Linked DNA regions of Homo sapiens: region 2 is linked to region 1. The links are chromatin contacts, found by Hi-C in ENCODE. All regions are on one chromosome and are shown on one strand. The core of a region is the stretch at or near the end of the contact, and the rest is flanking DNA. Distances in the headings are between cores, read along the strand shown. Region 1 has its middle 57 kb from the start of LINC02189. Region 2 holds the start of ZCCHC14 (zinc finger CCHC-type containing 14).

Evidence for each region. A loop is a pair of places that touch in the nucleus more often than their neighbours do. Pooled maps may share reads with other maps.
Region 2: a loop to region 1 is called in a map with no recorded cell type, with 10 times the contacts of the local background. The contact joins the promoter of ZCCHC14 here to the enhancer-like site in region 1. A Hi-C loop is called at or near these places in 1 of 37 single-sample maps with no recorded cell type and 4 of 50 pooled maps.

The regions. Positions count from the first base shown.
Region 1 is chr16:86,663,265-86,667,085 of GRCh38, forward strand. No RefSeq gene overlaps it. Among named protein-coding and RNA genes, the nearest start is that of LINC02189, 57 kb to the right of the region's middle. RefSeq lists enhancers at 639-1,838, 1,615-1,744 and a silencer at 1,845-1,894. Within about 2 kb of position 1,692, at least 11 of the 41 ENCODE cell types and tissues checked have a DNase peak (open chromatin) inside an H3K27ac peak, as active enhancers do.
Region 2 is chr16:87,491,138-87,494,958 of GRCh38, forward strand. It overlaps ZCCHC14 (zinc finger CCHC-type containing 14), which reads right to left and starts at 1,887. Exons shown (of 13, transcript NM_015144.3): 1 at 532-1,887. The coding sequence starts at 1,101. It overlaps ZCCHC14-DT (ZCCHC14 divergent transcript), which reads left to right and starts at 3,050. Exons shown (of 4, transcript NR_110943.1): 1 at 3,050-3,098. RefSeq lists a silencer at 1,826-2,005.

The sequences.
Region 1 (3,821 bases), core at 442-2,941:
GTCTGTGCTCTTAAAAATTGCATATGGATTCAGAAATCTGCGAAATTATTTTAAAGAAAATTAAACTGGAAAGCATCCTTTTCCTACCAATTTGAATGTAAAAACATCAGATGATTGAAGAAAGAGAAAACTGGACCCACATCATCTAGATTAGATGTGGACAATGCCCATATTCAGGAAAGGTTGCCAATCTTTCATTTTGGCTTTCATAAGATAGATACGACATTTTAAAATTTCTTGTTGTTTCTTTTTTTCTTTTTGTGTGTTTGCTTGTTTTGTATTTAAAAATCATTGTGCTAGGAGACGACCAATTTCAGTTCAGAATTCTGCCTCAAATACCCTGGCTAACATAGTTCTAGATTGTTAATGTGCAGGATTGTTAATGTTAATTCTGCAGGAAGAAGAAGCACAGTCGCTTTATCTGCACCAAGATCCTCATCTGGCATTGGGTCAAGATCACTGGGATGATTTCAAGACTGGTGTGAAAGTGTCATCTAGCCTTAGTCATTTACAATATGTTATTGCAAGCCCAGTGAAAACAACAACAACTAAATTTCACCCTAAAGCATGTTCCTGTGCCTGCAGATTAACCATATGGAATTCAAGAAGTAATTTAGAGCTGCCTCGTTTCAGAGGTGATGAGGATGATTTGTGTACGTCAGCGCCCATGCAAGAGTTCAGTACAGCTCTTGGACAAGTTTTCCCAACTTGTTTTGTTTTGCAACCTGGGACCTTGTTATTCCTTTGTTGGCTTAGTTCTGTTTTCACTGGATTTTGAAAGTGGCTGTTGTTTGGCAGCTTTTCACCTTCTGCTCATTGTGAAAGCCAACTTCAGACGCTGAGGTGCCCTCTAAGAAGACTTCCCTGTCAGGTTCACGGAGAAATTGATCACAGGGTGAGCCCCATCAACTCGTCATTTTCTCCCTGTGGTCTGGATTTTGACAGAAACCTTTGACTTTCTCCTGATGCATTTCTACCTTATTGACTCAGGGGAAAAGTACAGAACATATGAGTATTCCGAATGTTTCCAGAGCGATTATGCTCGCTGGCGAGTGATCCCTTCATGTTGCCACCACATGGAACGCCACCTGTTCCCCCGCCACGGCCTCTTTGGGGAAAACCAGGAAGGGGATGCAGACACGATGGACATTTCAACACAGCGAACTCAATTTCAAGAGAAAAGGGCCAAGGACCTTCCGCCCCTCCACGTTTGCCTCTTTATGTTTTTGATCCGTATTGGAGACCATCTGGCCACGTTTCTGTTCTCTGCTGCTTGTGGGTTGGTTGGCGTTGACTCTGGTCAGAAGGAGAACAGAAAAATCCTCAGGGAAAGTACAGGATGTGACAGAAAACTGAGCTGGTGAATCAGGGGTGGGCTGGTCCCCATTGTGTCAAAGTGCAAGAGTTCTAGAAGGTTGTGGGCAGGAAATGGCATTGCTGAGTCAGTGGGGAGGACTTTGCTCCATGACTCATCCCCCCACGACAGACACACCTTGGGGCACAGACACAGAGGAAACCAAGAAAAGCTTATAGCGGGGTTAATGGGAAAGCTTACTGAGTATTATTGAGTGGGAAACTCTCCCAAACCCCAGGGCATTTAAGGGAAAAAGATATCTAGAGATGCAGCCTTACGTGGGTTCCCTAGAAGTAGACCCTGAGACAAGGTTGCGTGTGAAAGGAAGTTACCAGGAAAGTTATCTGCAAAGACAGGTGGAAGAGGAACTGAGAGGAAAAAAGGCAGGAAGCCAAGCCAAGGTGAGGCTTCAAGCAAAGTCAGCTGAAGATGCCTTTGGCTCAGCCTCTAGGGAGGAAGTCACATCCCAGAGCCAGCCAATCAGAGCCAACAGTTGCAGTATTTGTACCCACAAGATCCCCCTGGGGGCTGTAAACTCCCAGGCACTGCTGGCTTTGCGTACTCTCAGGCAGAGTGCCTTCTGAGGGCAGCACCGGACAAAACGCCCCAGCACTGGCCGCCAGGCAGCTGGTGTCCAAACCGGGTCAGGCAAGAGGGCACAGGGGGGTGTTCGGGGCCAGCTCCCTCTGGGGTGTGAGCATTGCTTCCCAGCTACATGTGTGGAGACAACCATTAATTTAGTTTGATGTCAGCCATGTGGGAGTATTTACACCATGGAAATTGGCAAGTGCCATAATTCGGGGTTTTCTTTTTGAGAGCTCATTGTTAAACATTTACCAGCATGGCTGGAACACTGACAATGTTTGGTACAGACTCATGCAACTGACATTTCCTGAGCATTTCCTAGGTGCCAGGCACTGTTCTAAGCATTTTTATACATGTTAGCTCATTCGATCCTCACCATGACCCAAAAGAAAGAGTACTGTTTATCATCTCCATTTACAGATGAGGAGACCAAGGCACAGAGAGGCTAATGATTTAAAGAGACAGAACTGCCGCCAAGGCTGTCTAGCCCCAGAGTCTGTGCATGCTTTTTTTTTTTTTTGAGACAGAGTCTCGCTCTGTCACCAGGCTGGAGTGCCATGGCGCGACCTCGGCTCACTGCAACCTCTGCCTCCTGGGTTCAAGTGATTCTTCTGCCTCAGCCTCCCGAGTAGCTGGGACTGCAGGCACGTGCCACCAGGCCTGGCTAATTTTTGTATTTTTAGTAGAGACAGGGTTTCACCATATTGGCCAGGCTGGTCTCAAACTCCTGACCTTGTGATCCGCCCACCTTGGCCTCCCAAATTGCTGGGATTACAGGATGCATGCTTTAACAAGAGGAAAGTAAATGTGTACAGGTCATTCATTGCAGCACAACTTATAATTACCAAGTATTGGAAAGCACCAAAATGCCCACAACTAGGATATCCAATGGGATATCCTATGGTACCTCCATACAGTGGAGTACTATGCAGCTGTCAAAAACAGTGAGGCAGTGTGTTATGAACTGCAGTGGAGTGATAGCCAAGGTAAAATGAGTAAAATGACAAGGAAAAAAAGACATAAGCACAAAACGGAAAGCATGTCATACCATGTTTTGGCAAAATGCAGATAATATGCCTCTGGCAAAGAAATGAAGGAACGATAAACAAGGAATAATTCAGGGGCCTCATTACCTACAGGGAGTGGGAAAGCGTGGAAGGGATAGAGGAGGGGGTAAAGCCTCTGAGTATGCTTTTTTCATAGAGTTTTGATTATTGCAACTCTATTAATGCTAATATTTCACCTATTAAAAAATTTAAGTTCATAAGAATTTAAATGTTTTCAGGGGGTGTATGTACATTTGCTGGTGTGAACACTTCTTGGCAATGGTGGTCTTTAGCATGGGGAATTTTCACGTTTTACCTACACGTGTGTGTGGTTTGAAGCGTTCATACCTGTGTGCACTGCTTTGAAGGAAAGCCCTATGACAAAGAAAATGGCATGATGTGTAATTGCTGAGGATGTGAGTGTTGTGGTGGAGGTAAGCAATGAACTCCTGGGGTTGCTACGTGTCAAGAAAATGTTCCTAACACTCAGATTTTGGGAGTGCTTGAAAACAACAGGAAATCACCCAGGAACTGCTGATTCCTGGATCATGATGGAGAGATGATTCCCTCTAGTTGCAGAAGAGAGCGCTCAGGAGATGCCCATGGCTGTATTCCTCCAGCAAGGGGTCTGATAGTGACCCCCAACAGTGGTCTTTAGGCCATGGTGGTGAGCTGTAGGTAAAGGCCTTGTAATCTGGATTTTGTTCAGTCCTCTATTGGATCACTGTTTGATGTGTTCCCATATGTGCCAGATCCTCCCTTGTGGGGCTGGGGACTGGCTGGAGACAGAAACAAACAAGTCAATAGATAAGAGAATGTGAAATTAGACGGAGCTT
Region 2 (3,821 bases), core at 637-3,136, 830 kb after region 1:
TTTGCAGCCGGCTAAGTGAAAGGAGGGCACCTGGGACTGTGAGCTCTGACCGCGGACGTCTCCCGCACCGCTCCCGCGGATCCTCGGACCCAGGGCCCCTGCAGCCGCTCCTGCCCAAGGGGCGCGAGGCGGAGGTGTGGAGGCTTTGGGGCACGCAGAGGGGACTGAGGGTGTGGGCTCAGGGCCGCGGTGCGGTCTTGGGGCTTAAAGTGCAGACTTAGGGTGAGGAGTGCGGGCTTAGGATGGGGGCTTGGGATGTACGGCGGAGGCTTGGGATGTACGGCGGAGGCTTGGGATGTACGGTGGAGGCTTGGAGAGGTGGGGCACACATTTGGGGTGCGACATAGAGGCTTAGGATGGGGCTTGGGATACGGGCTGGGGGCTCGTGGTGCAGGTTGGAGACCTGGGTGGGAGCTCTCAGTGCAGGCTGGAGGCGTGGGTCGGGGGGTCGCGGTGCAGGCTGGAGGCTTGGAGTGCAGAGTTGGGGATGCAGACTTGGGGTACAGGGCAGAGCTCGGGGCGGGCACGCACCTTGTGGCAGGCTGGGCAAGTGGGCAGCGCGCCGCCCGGCCCGGGCGCGCCCTTGCCGCCGTGGCCCCCGCCGCCGTTCAGGCTGCTCTGGATCTGCGTGAGCTCCTGGCGCAGCACCTGCTTCTGGTGGAAGCTGAAGGCCGGGTGGTTGGAGGCCATGGTGAACAGCAGCAGGAACTCATCGCCCGTGCGGCCCTCGTTAAGCTGCAGCCCGTAGTTGTGGATGATGGAGTCGATGTGCGTGAGCGTGCGGTAGAGCACGCCCGCCGCCTCGCGCTGCTCCGAGCCCAGCAGCGCCAGCGACACCAGCAGCTTGCTGCGCACCACCTCGTCCGTCAGGTTGGTGAGGCTGCCCAGGTCGGCCGGGTTGTTGGCCTTGATCTCCGAGTCGCGCAGCGAGTGGTAGTCCTTGCGGGCCAGGTCCTCCAGGCACGAGCCGAGGAAGCGAAGCTCGAGCGGGATGCACAGGTCCAGCAGGCCGCACAGGAACTCCACGCGCTGCGGCGACGGCAGCTCCGAGAACCAGCGGTACACGCCGTCCCTCTGCAGCGGGCAGCGCTTCTCCACCATGCTGCCGCCCGCGCCGCGCCGCGACCCGGGGCCGGGGACCGCGCGGGGGCGGCCGGGGGGCGCCGGGGGCCGCGGCCGGGGCGCGCCGGGACCGGGGACGCGCGGGCCGGGGCCGGGTCCGGGCGAGGGCGCGCGGGCGCCGCGGGCCGGGCGGGCGCCGGGGCGGGGGCGGGGACCGGGGCCGGGCAAGGCTCCCGTCAGGGGCCGGCGGGCGGGCGCGCGCGGGGCGCCGGGGGGGCCCGGGGCGGCCGGGGCGGCCGGGGGCGGCGAGCGGCCTCGGGCCCCCCGCTCACGGGGAGGCGCCTTCCCCGCGCCCGTGCCCAGCGGCGGCCGGTGCGCGGCGGCGGCGGCGGCTGCTCCTCGTCGTCGTCGTCGTCGTCGCCCGGGAGGCGGCCGCCCCCATCTCCCCCCGCGCCGCAGGGTCTGTCACTGCGGGCCGCCCCCCGACGGAGCCGCCCCGGCCATGCCGTCGCCGCCGCCCGCGCCTCCGCCCAGGCCGGCCGTTACCCCGGGCCGCGGGCGCGGCGTCGCCGCCTGGGGAGCGCTGGGGGCCGCGGCCGCGAAACGGACGCTGGAGGGGGAGGGACGCGCGGCGGGAGGCGCGGAGGGATCCGGCCGGGACTTGCCGGCCTTGCTGCTCCCGCGCGGCGGACGGATCCGGGCCCGAGCGCGGCGGCGGCGGCGACGGCGACGGCGACGGCGACGGCGACGGCGGAGGAGGCGCCGGCCGAGGAGCGGAGGGATCGTCGCGCTCGCGGCTGACGGGCGGCCGGGATCAGCAGAAGTGGGCGGGGTGGCCGCCTCTCGCGACAGCCCGGGCCTGCCGGGCCCGTCCCCCCCCCACTGATTGGCTCAGGCGGCCCGTTCTCGGCCCGTGATTGTGCCGGGTCCCCAATCCCATTCGCCCGTTCCGCGGCCACGCCTCCCTGGGGGCTGTCGATCATGTTGGGGCCACCGCCTCCCGTCCCTCGGCGGCCGTCAAGACGCGATTGGTCCGCGGAATCGGAGAGGCGGAAAACCCGGGCTGGATTTCTGGTTGCTTTTGTTCCCGCAAATTTGCGTGGAGCATTGTTTTTCGGCGAAAACGGGGCGTTCGGCCTTCCTGCTTTATTTTTGAGCGGTGTAAGAGGGAGGTAGTGGGTATCTTCGAGAAACGGCCGCCGCGGGGTCCGGAGCCCCGGGTTCCAATCCCGGGTCGGCCACTGCAAAGCTGTGTGACCTTGGGCGAGTCACTTGGCCTCTCTGAGCCCCAGGCGCCTCCCCGGGAAAAAGAGGGTAATAATAACCGCCCCCGAGGTTTGTGCGAAGGTGTTGAGCTCACAGAGGGCCGGCACCGGCACTTTTGAGGCGGCTGACTTGCCCTGGGGGTGTGATGGGAGGTGCAAGCTTTCTCCAAAAGCCTCGTCCAAATGGAGCCTTTAAATCCGCCTTCTTTCCGCGGCTACTTCACCAGCTCGCCAAACGCAGAAAATGCAAACACAGGGGAGGGGGCAAGGGAGCTGACCTGGCTGGAAGTAAACAGAAACGCCACCCTCCCCTGGCACTTGCATTGGCACCGGATTGCAGGTGGGGGAAGGGCCGGTGCACCCAACCACCTTTAAATCCCACCACTTACACACAGGCATAGAAGTAGAGCCGCGGGGGCTGGACGCTCATTCCTCCCCTGCCCTTCCCCTAGAGCGCTGCTTTGAATGTCTGTTGATCTAGAACGGGGTCTGTTCATTCATGGGTTCCAGGTCCCAAGCGCCCGGGGGCAGCTGAGAGCAAAGCTGGCGCCCTCCCTACCCTGTGGAGCTTACACTCTGGTTCTGGGCAGTGCACACTAGAGATTGGTTAAATCAATGAATGAACTTTTTCAGGATATGGTCCAAGGTGCTGAAAACTTCCTAACAAAACTCTTCAGCCGAATCTGGCACGCCTGTGGTTCCAGCTACTGGGTAGACCGAGGCAGGAGGATCGCTTGAGGCCAAGAGTTTAAGACCAACCTGGGCAACATGGTGAGACCCCCCCTCCCCGCCCCAGTCGCTCCAAAACAAACAAACCCCACATTCTCCAGTCTTAGGTCTTCGAGGATGAACAGAGATTGCAGAAAGGCATGGTTGGGAACAAAAAAAATTGCTCTCCACTCCCCCAGCCCCCTCCACACCTTGGGCACATTTCCCTGGAGCTGCCCCAGTGTTCTTTGTCAGTGTAGGAAGAAGCAAAAATCTAAATGGAGTCAGGATGGCCTCCCACATGGGCACAAGGGCAAGGCTGGGGACAGTTGGGTCTCCTCATCTTATTTCCCAGGTCTAGGCTGATTTCTATTAATAATTAAATTAATCGTCGTTGTCCTGGACCTCACTTCTTAATGTGATTCCAGGGAACTGGCCACATTCCAAAATTCATAATCTAAGGTAGTGAAAGAACGTGAACATCAAGACAGTTTGGCTGGGCTCAGAGGCTCACATCTGTAATCCCAGTACTTTGGGAGGCCGAGGGTAGATCCCTTGAGCCCAGGAGTTCGAGACCAGCCTGGGCAACATGGCGAAATCCCATCTCTACAAAAACTACAAAAATTAGCCAGATGTGGTGGCATGTGCCTGTAGTCCCAGGTACTTGGGAGACTGCAGTGGAAGGATTGCCCGAGCCCGGGAAAGGGAGGTTGCGGTGAATGGGGATCCCGCCACTGCACTCCAGCCTGGGTGACAGCGTAAGACTCTGTCTCAAAAACAAAACAA